2 separate regions of the Homo sapiens genome follow, and region 1 is linked to region 2. A link is an interaction called in ENCODE POLR2A ChIA-PET data of the cell type or tissue named here. Cell type or tissue: MCF 10A. All regions are shown on one strand. Region 1 overlaps TP73 (tumor protein p73). Region 2 overlaps CCDC27 (coiled-coil domain containing 27).

Region 1 (4,000 bases), 58 kb after region 2:
TTTTTTACAAGTAGATGGGAAATAAATCTTTTTCAAGTTTGTGTCCCTGTTCCCCCCTAGTCCACTCCTCTCGCTTCCCGGTATCCACAGTGCCTTTTATCAGAGCCTAGGATATTTAAGACACAATGCAAAGCAAGGCATGGGAGGTCACGACCGTGCCATCGGATGACAGGGGACAGATGTGGTACTGTCCAGAACGGAACGTATTTTTTAGTGGAAATGACAACAGAGAAACCTGCCAGCAAAATTCACAATGACTCTGGCCACATCTCCAAAGGCCACGGTTTTGGCTGACTCCTCCAGCGGAGGAGATGTGAGGCGGGGAAGGCACATGCAGCCTGGTCCCTGCATTGGGCCTGGCAGGGGTGGTGGGGAGGGCGGGGCACAAATGCTCATTCGGAAACCTTTGTCTCCACAAGTGCAGAGGCTCGAAAGACGGAGCTCCTGCCCCGTAGACAGCAATAACAGCTTCCCGAGGGACCCCATCCTTGGGAGCTGAGGCCAGGACAGCTCCCAAGGATGGGGCCGCTTCCTGGGGCCCTGGGCTTGGCGGAGATCAGGAGACTGGGGCCCGAGCCCACGGTCTGGCCATGCAGTCCCCCTTCTCTTGGAAACAGAGATTCCTCTGATCCTAATCACTTAGGATCCGAGTCAGAGAGGGAGGCACGTGAAAAAGCGTAGTAGGGATGTCAGCTGAAATCCTGACGCCCCGCTGGCCCCTCCCCAGCTCCACCTCCGCCTCCCTCGCTCCTGTCACCTCTCCAGCTCCTGCCCCCGCCCGAGCATCCCTGCTCCCCGCCCGGCATTTATCCCGCACTCTCATTCATTCTGTTCAACTAGGACAGGAACCGGGAGCTCCAGACGGGGCAGAGACATGCTCTTCTTCATCCACCACTGGCAGCCATGGCATGGTGCATGGTGTGCCCGTGACAGACGTTTCCAGAAGGCAGCATGTTTGAGGGCTGGAGTCTGGCATCGGGGCCTGCCTGGAGTCTCCTGAGGGCTCAGCTGGCCTCCCTCTGGCCTCCTGGCCTTCTCCCTCCAGCCTGGACAGGGGCTCTGAGCTGTGACCCCAGCTCTTGTAGAACAAGGAGGTCCGTGTCCTCGTTCCCTGGAGAATATTGAGACCAGACTGTTGTGGTTTTTTGAGAGTATGCCGCTCCTCAAACTCCCTGATCTCTCGTGGGCATGTCTGAACTTGGGCCCCAACCTCACCCAGGGGTGAGTGACTGACAAGCAGCCTGGGCTTCGGAGGAAGAGAGCCCATCCCACCAGGGCAAGACCTCCGTCCTGCCGGTACTTCCCACAGCATCTCCCGGAGCCCGTGATTAAACGAATGGAAATGCCAACAAGATTCGACATGCGGCTGGGGGGAAGCCTCCCTCTCCCGACAATGTGCACACAGCACCCTCTGCTCTCATCCACAGCACCCTCTGCTCTCACCCACAGCACCCTGTGCTCTCACCCACAGCACCCTCTGCTCTCACCCGGGGCTGAGGCGAGGCCTTGCCCAATCCCGTGCCAGGGCCATGTGGAACTTTCCACACCTCACACCGGAGAAACGCGCCCCCAGGAGCAGTCCCCAGACGTGTGTCTGCAGGACTGCGAGGCCCAGGGCCACCGCTGCTATCCTGCCTGCACCTGCCCGCAGCGGCTGAGCCCGTCTGCAGCACCCACTCTGTGCTTAGCGCCACATGGGGGCCTTGCAGATGCATGTCCCTCCACACGCCCAGGTGACTTCAGATGACTCCAGGGTAGCCTGGTGCCCCCCGGGCCTCCACGGACCCACATTTGAGCCGCCCACTGTGGCCTGGTGCAAGGGCCTCGCCCCACCCTCTCCTCAACCCTCACTGCCTTCCACCTGCTAACCGCCCCGGAGTCCACTCACGGTGCCGCCGCCTCCTCCCCCAGACCCTTCTCCACGTCCCTCAGCTTCTGCCCCCTGCCTCCCGGATCCCGCTCAAAGCCCACCTCCCCTGAGAGGCCTCCTCCAGAGGGCTGGCCCACCAGCCCCTCCCTTCCAGGTTGTGGCGAGGGGCAGCCTGGACCCTGAGTGTCTGCGGGAGGCCCCAGTGGGGTATCCAGGCTGTATCCCCATCAGGCCCTGTGCTGCTGCCTATGAGAGGCAGGTGGCCAACAGGATGCACAGACTTTATTTAACCACCTGGAAACGGGCTGGTCCAGGCCCTCCCACCCAGAATGCCGAGTGCCCGGGAAGACGAGGGGGAAGGCACAGCTCACACACGCTTCTCTCCCCTCTCCGAACCCTGCTGCCAGCACCCCAGAGCCCAACCCAGGTGTCAGCCCTGACATCCTGTGTCCTTGCACACATGCCCCTGCCCATCTGTCTGCCCATCCATCCACCTGTCCTGCAGATGTGAATCAGGCGCCACCTGTAACAGCCTCCTGCTGTGCTGGAGACACTGACAGATGCTTAGCAGGGCTTCCTGGACACCTTCCAGCACACATTAGTGGCTGAGCCGAGAATGGGTGGCTGAGCCGAGAACTTGAATTATGACACGTGCAGTGCAGGGTACAGGGAGGGGGAGGCAGTCACGGGGCGTGCCACCTCCGATGGCCCTCGGTGATAAGCGGACATTGGAGCAGGAGCCCAAAGGTGGAGAAGGCGGTCCAGGACGGCTGTGGGGGGCCATCGAGGCAGAGGGCAGAGGCCCCAGAGCCAGAGAGACAGCAGCATGCTTGCTCAGGAATCACCCAGCCCCGCTCTGCCTGTCCCCTCCCCAGTTAGTGGGCTCAGGAGTGACGGATGGTCCCGCCCAGTGCACTGGCCTTGGTCAGCTCCTGCAAAGGCAGGTCTCCTCTTCACACCCATTTCCTAGGCTTGACATCCTAGCACCCTCCCAGGTGCAGGAAGATGGCAGCCGGCACGAGACACGACCCCGGCCCTCCATGCTGACGACAGTAAACAAACCAGCCAGCAAGCGTGCAGGGGCTTGGGATCAAAAGTGGTCTCAGAAACACAGAGCCAGGCACAGGGGCCAGGGCTGGCGTCCAGGCAAGGACGGGCTCGGGAAAAGGTGAAGGCGGGCCTGCAGGAAGGGAAAGATCTGCCCCAGGTATTGGGTGGGCCTGGGGGTGTTTCCAGGCTGGGGACCAGCAGGGCAGAGAGCCTGCAGCCAGAGGAAGGGCCGAGGGCCTGTGCAGGGAGAGACGGAGCCCAGGGGGATAGCGGGAGAGGTGGTCGGAGCTGAGCAGAGACGCCCGGGGCTGCAAAGCGCTCCCTCTGGCTCCGGTGTTGAGAACACAGGGCGGGCGTCAGCAAAGGCAGCAATTGTGAGATGTATCTGAGCAGTGGGTGCGAGGTGGGCCGCGGGTGCGACGTGGGCCGCGGGTGCGAGGTGGGCCCCGCAGGGGCCCCAGGCACATTTGCAGGCAGGATTCACAGGACCTCAGGCATGGAGAGTGCCTCCAGGGCTCTGGCCTGAGCAAAGGCGAGAGTGGATTTCCTGCTGGCTGAGACACGGCACCATCCCCTCTCAGGGGAAGATAAGTTTAGTTTGGGTTTAGCAAGTTGAGGTCCTATTAGGCTGGTGACTGGGGGGAGGTCCAATGGGGGACAGAACAAAGGAGACAGAAATAGCAGCTGGCCGAGGGTGGCAGGGGGGCCGGAGGCGGGCGTGCACTAGGCACAGCAGGCGGGTGAGTGGGGTGGCTCCTCTGATCCCTGGATCTCCAGTTAGGACAACTGGTCCCTCCCCTGGCCCCACATGGCTTGAGCCCCACCGCTGCTCGGGGTCTTTCATGACACAAGGCCTGGAGAGGATGCTGAGGGCTCCCTTGGCCATGCTCAGCAATCCCATGAGCCATTCCCAGTTGGGCCCTGCCCTCTCCAAACCGTGGGAACTCAGCAGCCTCTGGGTTGCCAAGCCCCAGTCCCTTTTCTGTTCTCCCAGCCAGCCTCTCGTGCCTCCTGGCCTCCCAGGCTGCCCCTCTGCATCTCCCCCTCTGCTTGGTGTCTCGGATGTCGTAGTGCCCAGTG
Region 2 (4,000 bases):
AAATAAAAGTGCCCCTTTAGATGGAGGCTGCCGTGAGCTCTGATCGTGCCATTGCACTCCAGCCTGGGCAACAGAATGAGACCCTTTCTCTAAAAAATAAAGGCTGAGCGCAGTGGCTCACGCCTGTAGTCCCAGCACTTTGGGAGGCCGAGGTGGGTAGATCACGAAGTCAAGAGATCAAGACCATCCTGTCTGACATGGTGAAACCCGTCTCTACTAAAAATACAAAAATTAGCTGGGTGTGGTGGTGCGTGCCTGTAATCCCAGCTACTTGGGAGGCTGAGGCAGGAGAATTGCTTGAACCCGGGAGGCAGAGGTGGCAGCGAGCTGAATGGCGCCACTGCACTCCAGCCTGGCAACAGAGAGAGACTCTGTCTCAAAAATAAATAAATAAATTAATTAATAAAATAAGAGTGCTCCTGTGAGGAATCCCCAGACACAGAAGCCTTCAATGGCAAATTCTTCAGAATTCAAGGAAGAAATCACATCAGTCTTATACAAACTCTTCCAGAGAATAGAAAAAGAAAAAAGGTGCTGGGTGCAGTGGCTCACACCCCTAATCACAGCACTTTGGGAGGCCAAGGCGAGTGGATCACTTGAGCCCAGGAGTTCGAGACCTGCCTGGGCAACATGGGGAAACCCCATTTCTTTTTTTTTTTTTTTTTGAGATGGAGTCTCACTCTGTCACCCAGGCTGGAGTGCAGTGGCGCGATCTCAGCACACTGCAAGCTCCGCCTCCCTGGTTCACACCATTCTCCTGCCTCAGCCTCCCAAGTAGCTGGGACTACAGGCACCCACCACCACGCCTGGCTAATTTGTTGTATTTTTAGTAGAGACGGGGTTTCGCGTGTTAGCCAGGATGGTCTCGATCTCCTGACCTCGTGGATCTGTCTACCTCTGCCTCCCAAAGTGCTGAGATTACAGGCGTGAGCCACCTCGCCTGGCCGGGGAAACCCCATTTCTACAAAAATACAAAAAGTAGCCAGGTGTGGTGGTACGCACCTGTAGTCCCAGCTGCTTGGGAGGCTGAAGTGGGAGGATTGCTTGAGCTCAGGGAGCTCAAGGCTTCAGTGAGCTGGGATCACACCACCACACTCCAGCCTGGGTGACAGAGTGAGACCCTGTCTCAAAAAATACTACTACTACTAATAATAATAATAAAATAAAAAAAGAAAATAAATAAAAAGAAAAAAGGAACTGTTTTCCAGCCTTTTCTTTCTTTCATTTTAATGAGGCCAGAGTAACTTTGATACTAAAATTTGATGACGGAATTATAAGACAGTGAAAATATAGGTTAGTCTTTCTTATAAATATAGATTTAAAAAAGAATAACACTACAATGAATCAACTTGTGCATAAATCAAGCTGGTTATTCCTGTTATGATTTTTATTATTTAGAATACATTCTCTGAAGCAGATACTGTGGGTGCAAAGATGTGTGGACGGTTGGAAGTCATGCGTGCCGGTGAGTCTGAGTTCCATGCCGGCGTAACTGCCACCCACTGGGGTGAGGATGGACAGGGGTGAGGAGCTTTGTCAAAGCAGGGGGTCTGGAGGTCATTTTAGGCCATGGGGACCTGCTTGATGCAGCTAACCAGATACTAGAACCAGAGCCTGTCAGGGAGCAGGGCTGTCCTCCCAGCCGGACGCAGAGAGAGGGGTGGGGGGCCGGGATTTGCACCCCCTCCGCCAGTACCTTCTCGTGGATGACTGAGAGGTACCAGGGCATCCTCTTTCTCAGGCAGCTCTGAGATGCGACTGAGCTGCTGGTGACCGGACTCAAAGTCTGGGATTTTCTCCTCTTCCGCAAGTAATCGAACTCGCAGATGCTCTTACTGAAGGGAAGGAGGTACCCTGTGGCGACAGCGGAGGCCAAGTGAGAAATGAGACCCTTCCCTGCCGAGCTCCTCTGGCGTCTTCGATGACGACATCCACCCTTCCGAGACTTCCCTCGGAAACCCCTATCTGCCCAGACAGACTCCAATCTGTCTCCTAACTCTTGTCACCCTCATTTTGAGGACACAGTGTGGTGCTGCTGTGAACACGATGGGGCGCCCACACCCAGCACAGCGCGTGCTGAGGGAGTGCAGGAAGGTGCGGAAGCTCTGGCCGAGACACCCAGGACAAACGAGCCGGAGCTGGGAGTCGGGACGAGGGGGTCATCCTGATGCTGTCTCTGCACACCTGGTTGCTTGTCCCCTCCTGGAGCCTCAGTTTTCCCATCTCTCTTTTTTTTTTTTTCTTTTTGAGATGGAGTCTTGCTCTATCTCCCAAGCTGGAGTGCAGTGGCACGATTTCAGCTCACTGTAACCTCTGCCTACCAAATTCAAGCAATTCTCTGCCTCAGCCTCCCAAGTAGCTGGGATTACAGGTGCCCACCACATGCCCGGCTAATTTTTTTGTGTTTTTAGTAGAGACGGGGTTTCACCATCTTGGCCAGGCTGGTCTTGAACTCCTGAACCTCGTGATCCACCCGCCTTGGCCTCCCAAAGTGCTGTGATTACAGGCGTGAGCCACTGCGCCCGGCCCAGTTTCTCCATCTTTAAACTGAGAGGAGGGAGGAGATTCTCCACCTTCCTGAGGTTGAGGGGAGCTGGTCACTACAGACTCTAGGTTTCCTCCAGTTAAGGCAAGAAAGGAGACATGGTGCTGGGAATTTCCTCTTGGTAAATGGAAACAGGCACACCTGTCTGCGGGAGCAGTGTCCCGGGGGGTCTCTACCCACAGTGAGGGATGCACCCATCAGCCACTGGGTAAAGGCCAAGGGGACAAAACTTTCAACTACGATTTTTACTAAAGACAAGGGGCCACGGTCCTGGGGGGACTGCAGCCTATGCTGTCAGGGAAGGCAGGGCTAGTTCTGCACAAGGGAGGCCCGGAGGCCTTTCTGTGTGAGTCCTCAGGAGGCAGACAGTCCCGGGAGGGAATTCCGCAGGGCACAAGCAGCGACCCTGCAAGAAGCAGGCCTCGAGCTCAGGGGCCCAGCAGGTGCAGGCAGAGGCCCTAGGGGCTCCCTCACCGTCCACGTTCGTGTCTGAGCCCCGCCTGGCCAAGAACAGGTCCTGGGTGCCTCTCCAGGTCTCCGAGCTGTTGTCAATCTCTCCGGACAAATCGGCCTCAGTGGGTGAACCTGTAGAGTGTTAAAGATGCCATCTGGTGACTGCTGCGGTCTTGTCTCCCCAAGATCTCCAGGGCAGACTCTTATTTATCCTTAAACACCAGGTAGGGACACAGGTGGCTTTTTTTAATGGATGCATGGGACTGAGCAAGGGCTGAACCAAAGGGTGGGCTTCATCCTCCTGCCTGCCCTGGTGTCTCCACCTCAGCAGACCCAAGTGTGGCTGAATTTCTCTAGCTGATGCCCCCTTTCCCCCGGAGGGGCAGACCCTACTTTCCTTCGGTAAAAATGTGCCTCCTAAAAGTCGAACGGAAGCTCCCCTGCCTCCAGACCAGCCCATCCAAGGCAGACCCTGTTTCCCCTAAACCATCACAAATTGCCCCAATGGCAGGTGCCTATGAGCAGTATGTAGACGCAGACCCCACGCCCAGGACACCGTGTGGCCCCTCAGCCTCCCCAGAGACCTGCCCACAAAAATGCCTGGTCCTGGAGCCCTGGCCACCGTGGAGACCCTCTTGCTGAGGCAGTGGGGGCCTGAAGCCTAGAAAGGTGAGGGCCCTGCTTCTACCTGATGCTGGCTGAGATTGGTGGACAGCACGGGACCCCCTCCCCAACCCCCCCACCCCACCCTTGCTACTGGTTATAGGAATTTAGCTCAAGCTCGCCATCCCTAAGAATGGTGTCTTGTGTGGGGACATGGAACCAGTCCAGGTCCAGGAGCAGATGCTGGGATGAAGCCTTGGCTCTGGGCAGCATCCCCCAGATGCCCATGGAGCTCGGCAGCTGCCTGCTCCAAGCCTCCTGTTCTCATCAGAGCAGTGAAGGGTTTGGACCGGATAGCTGCTAGGGCTCCCCAGGGGCACTGTCCCTAATGAGCTATCT

The links. ChIA-PET counts read pairs that join two places held together with the same protein. Peaks named below come from ENCODE experiments on the same cell type or tissue, not always from the same donor. Only the 100,000 strongest peaks of a DNase experiment are listed, where the experiment ranks them.
Region 1: POLR2A ChIA-PET joins it to region 2 with 5 read pairs; 2 of 35 experiments call an interaction of 5 or more read pairs at or near these places.

The regions. Positions count from the first base shown.
Region 1 is chr1:3,696,516-3,700,515 of GRCh38, reverse strand. All of the region lies in intron 3 of TP73 (tumor protein p73), which reads right to left. Among named protein-coding and RNA genes, the nearest start is that of TP73-AS2, 16 kb to the left of the region's middle. In MCF 10A, no CTCF peak of the experiment used is centred here; a DNase peak (open chromatin) is centred at 2,435.
Region 2 is chr1:3,754,587-3,758,586 of GRCh38, reverse strand. CCDC27 (coiled-coil domain containing 27) reads right to left here. Exons shown (of 12, transcript NM_152492.3): 3 at 3,020-3,130; 4 at 1,697-1,854. Among named protein-coding and RNA genes, the nearest start is that of CCDC27, 4.1 kb to the right of the region's middle. In MCF 10A, no CTCF peak of the experiment used is centred here; no DNase peak of the experiment used is centred here.